Linked DNA regions of Homo sapiens: region 1 is linked to region 2. Evidence: chromatin loops called from intact Hi-C (ENCODE). Cell type or tissue: IMR-90. All regions are shown on one strand.

What was found. Peaks named below come from ENCODE experiments on the same cell type or tissue, not always from the same donor. Only the 100,000 strongest peaks of a DNase experiment are listed, where the experiment ranks them.
Region 1: a loop joins it to region 2, with 5 times the contacts of the local background. A loop is called at or near these places in 2 of 110 quality-filtered maps.

What each region holds. Positions count from the first base shown.
Region 1 is chr4:89,754,056-89,756,555 of GRCh38, forward strand. All of the region lies in intron 4 of SNCA (synuclein alpha), which reads right to left. Among named protein-coding and RNA genes, the nearest start is that of SNCA-AS1, 81 kb to the right of the region's middle. In IMR-90, a CTCF peak has its summit at 1,380; no DNase peak of the experiment used is centred here; H3K27ac peaks cover 172 bases.
Region 2 is chr4:89,484,822-89,487,321 of GRCh38, forward strand. It overlaps LOC105377328 (a long non-coding RNA gene), which reads right to left and starts at 738. Exons shown (of 4, transcript XR_938981.2): 1 at 529-738. In IMR-90, a CTCF peak has its summit at 1,399 (motif pointing right); no DNase peak of the experiment used is centred here.

The sequences.
Region 1 (2,500 bases), 270 kb after region 2:
TCCCAGTCCCCTTTAAGTCCAAGAGGATACAACTGAGAAGGCAGGTAGAGTTTTTGGTCAGTGGCTAGGTTTTTCCTGAATATCAAACAAATTGCCTGGTATGAGAATTTAACAGAATATGACCACAATTTTTTTAACAGATTTATCTACTTGAAACATCGCCTCAGTCAATGAAGAAACTTATGTTCTATAACTAATAATAAAAGATCATTTGTAACTGAAATATGACAAATTGCTGTTTTAATCATGAGGATTACCATTTAGAACAGCTAGGTAAACATTTACTTTTTAATCCGGAAATAAGTTAAAGCAAATAATAAAAATTTATATTTAAATCACACAACATGTTTTATCATGAATAATAAATGTTTTTAAAGTTTAAAAATGTACTTGTTACCTTGTGGGTATTCCTGAACATGATTAGGATTTTTATTTCTCCAAGTATTTTTATTCACTCACAGAATCAAAATGTCAAGGCTATATAAGTTTTCATCAAGTGCTAATTTAGCATCTAAGTTTTTATTAATTAATTTGTAAAGGAAATAATAATGAGAGTCAAAGGAAGAAGCATCTCCTGTGGTGAGCTCCATTTCCAGATTCCAACGAAACCATTAAAATATTTATGGCACTGAGGCTGAATCAGACGGGTCTTGTGTACTCTCTTGTGTGGCCATATTGTGTAGCAACAGTGGGTTTCGAATAATAAGATTCAGTCATCCATTTAGACTCCAATTGGAGCTCAGGCAACTTCAATTTGTGATTATAATGATTAACTTCAAAAAGATGCACTATTTGTAGACCTATGTTGAAACTTATGCAGTGGAACTAAAAAGCCACCTATTTTTATAATAAAAAGGCACAAATACGCAAATGCAAAAGAAATTCATTGGAAAATCTTGAACGTTTCAAATATAATTATCACAAATGCAAATATAAAATAACAATATGTTTGTTAATATTATACTTTCATTTAATCAGTTCTTCTAAGTAAGGCAAATATATGAATTTTTTAATATACAAAAATACCCCCCCAAAACTCCATTAAGTATATCTATATGACCATTGGGTAAGATTTTTTATGATTATTAGTATGGGAAAATTGTGACTGTTTAGATATATTAAATATATTAAGTAATATATTTAATGATTTAAGATTGTTAAATAATTTATATTAAAATTGAAACCTCATTTTGCCAGTATTAAAAATTTCAAAATTTAAATACATATGACACCAATGCATACAATGTTACTTTGTCCTGAACATAAGTTTTAAAAGAATTTAAGTTTAAATATTCTCCTAAATGCTTTGTGAGACTTAAGATAAAAAACAGTTCCTCAGAACTCCTGACAAAGGGGGGCAGTAAAGAAGCAAAAAGATTTTTATGGAGTTCAGGGAAAGCTGAAAGGCCTTTGTGTACATTCCCTATTTTCTAAACAGTAAATGATGGATTGCATTTTAGGCAGACTACAAAATTGCTAAAATTAAATGTTGGGATGGAAATGTGGAATGCAGAGTTTGCAACCCCCTTTTAATTTAATATTTTCAAAGAATTAAGAGAAATTATTATATTTTATTTTATAAAATATTATATTTAAAATTACTCAATTCTAAATGAATGTTATTGCAAACCTAGGCTTATAAGAAGAATGCATTTAGAAGCCCTAGATAACATACAATATAAAAATAATATTTGCAAATTATGCATTTGTTTTCTTTTCTTTCTTTTTTTTTTTTTTTTTGAGATGGAGTTTCGCTCATGTTGCCTAGGCTAGAATACAGTGGCACAATCTCGGCTCACTGCAACCACCGCCTCCTGGGTTCAAACGATTCTTCTGCCTCAGCCTCCCCAGTAGTTGGGATTACAGGTATGTGCCACCATGCCCGGCTAATTTTGTATTTTTAGTAGAGATGGAGTTTCTCCATGTTGGTCAAGCTGGTCTTGAACTCCCGACCTCAGGTGATCCACCCGCCTTGGCCTCCCAAAGTGCTGGGATTACAGGCCTGAGCCACCGCGCCTGGCCTGTTTTCATTTTAAGTGTAGTTGTCTAGCATTTTCAATACATTCCCCCCCGTTTGACAAATTTTATCTTGCCATTTAGCTAATGGGCAAGCAAAAAATTAAGTGGAATAATTGGACAGAACAATTATCTGGTAACCTAAACAATGGTAACATGAGATAGGTATTTTATGCATTGTTTGGACTTATAAACTATCTAGTGTTCTAATAATAGACATAATGGTTTATTCAACTAATAGCTACTGTCATCCTTAGAGGTTATTAACAACTCAAAGTAGTGAATTACATCCAACTAAAGGGTGCTTTTGTATAGACATTTGTTCTTATTGCTGGTCACTTATTCTTCAAATATCTTTTAGGCACCATTTACAAAGATGACCAGAGGTACAAAATCTGCATATATAATAGAAAGAGCCAGGTAGTCATTCAATAAAAGAAGGTATATAGTACCAGGAAAAGATTTTTATCTTAGCCTAAGGCAG
Region 2 (2,500 bases):
TGAATTTTAGGTTCAGAGATACATGTGCAGGTTTGTTATATAGGTATGTTGTGTGTCATGGGGTTTTGGTGTAAGATTATGTTTTCACCCAGGTAATAGGTTGAGTACCCAATAGGTAGTTTTTTGACCCTCTCCCTCCTCCCATCCTCCATCCTCGAGCAGGCCCTAGTGTCCATGGTTTCCTTTTTCTGTGTCCATGTGTTCTCAATGTTTAGCTCCCACTTATGAGAACATGTGATATTTGGTTTTCTGTTCCTGTGTTAGTTCACTTAGGATAATGGCCTCTGGCTCCATCCATGATGCTGTAAAGGACATAAACTCATTCTTTTTATGGCTGCATAGTATTCCATTGTGTATATGTGCTACATTTTCTTTATCCAGTCTACCATGGATGGTCTTTTAGGTTGATTCCATGTCTTTGCTATTCCTATCAAACTACCAATGACGTTCTTCACAGAATTAGAAAAAACTATGTTTGTTTTTTAAGAACTGGAGAACCATAGTCAACTGGGGGAAATATCTTCTCACCTGTTAACAGGAGTGGGTGAGACTAGGCTGTTTTATAGAACTTGAGATCTTCCTATTTTGAACTTTTCTTTGGGAGCTGGATGATTTTATCACCTTAATTGGTAAATGTGTCTTGCAGAATACCTGCAAATAATGAATACTCAATTAAAAAGTGGTTTACTTTGTTGTTGATTTACCATATGCCTCAGAGATTTTCCTAGTTATAATCAAGAGCTATGAAGTATGTAAGTGTTTTTCAAACCATCACTTGTGGAACAGAGCCAAAGGATTGAGATGGAGTGTAATTAGGAGTGTGTATAAATGATGCCTATTTTCTGGTGCATACTAGATAATTGTGCTTATTTTTTATAGCTAGAACAGCGACTAGAAAGTAAAGTTGACAACCTATTAGGAGCTTTAATTGCCTTTAAAATTCAAGTTCTACTGTAAATATTACTATTATAATATTGATAATATTTTAATCAGCCTTCAGATGTAGCTGTTTTTAAATACAAGAGAATGTACTTAAATATCCACCTTAATGTCATTCCTAATATTAGACCAGAGTTTTAGCAAAGTTATTAAGTTGAAATACAATCTTTAAACTATTTGCCAGAACATTAAGTTAGAATTTGCCAGTTCAGGTCAATATTTCTATGACACAATGCATATGGAAATTATTTAAATATCTTTACTTTTTAAAATGAGGACTATTTATATTGAGGAGAAATATCAAAAAAGTTATAGCATTGTGAATACAAAAAGAAGAAGAAGAAGAAGAAGAAGAAGAAGAAGAAGAAGAAGAAGAAATAACAGCTAGATACACTCTAAGCAGCTCAACTATCATTCCTAGAATGACTCCACAGCATTTTCCCCTTTGTACAGTAGATGTCACCAAAAGTTAAAGATGCCTGAGTAATAGATGCTCTTGGTACAAAGGAGAAATGTTTAACTATTATTTGAATCTAACGGTGAAAAATGCTAGAGGGCAAAACGTGCTTTTTCATAAGCATGTCACACTGATGCCTTTATCTATCACATGCAATGTTTCTTCCCATTGGACATATTCAACCCTCCTGAAAAGACAATGTATTTTATTTGTTTTTACGCTCTGTCTTTTTCTTTCAACCTTGGAATTCCATTTATGTTTTTTATATGCGGTCTGCAGGCTCTAAGAATTAAAAATATATCATTCATTAAAGGTAAATCAGCTAATTTCTATACACGTCTGAGATTCTCAGGTAAAAGGTGTTATGTGAGATGCATGCCTAATTGCAATATGTTCCAAATGATTGTATTTTTCTTTTAAACAGGGGCAGAAGACTCTCCATATACTATCATTAATGCCAACATCATTATATTAGAATATTATATCTGACAGTCAATTAAGGGTTGCTGGGAGCTGCCTTTCTCCAGTAGGAAGCACAGAAAAGGGAAAAGGGCCTTCTAGCACTTTCTCAACTTACTGAAGGCTGACTGATTCCAACCTTACACTGATAGTTTGATCCCAGGACAACAGGTGCAAAATATCTCAACCCCTGGGGCTAAGATAAGAAAGCTCAGGGGTGAGAGGATCCTATCTCCCCAACCTCTGCAACCACATACATTGAAGAATTCAAATTCAGTTGCCACAGCCCTAGGCCTCCTAGAAAAATTGAACTATCAACTAATTAGGGAGATCTAGGGGGCTCCCATAATGGGCCCACTCAGAAGACTTTTCAGATCACAGTCACTTCTCCACCAGTTCAGGGTCCCAAATGTTCTAATACAGACATCATCAGCTCAAATGCCTCTGGGATCCAGGCAAGTAACATAAATGTCTGAATTGGTCTAGACGGCTAACCCCACCATAAGGTATTTCAGTTCAAACTTTATCAAAGCTATTTCCACACAAACAAAAATCTGTAAGCCAGATTTCCCCCAGGCCCTTAGCTTTTGACCCCTGCTCTAATTGAATCAGGGTTTTAAGAAAGCAGCCAGGCCAGGGAGGTGG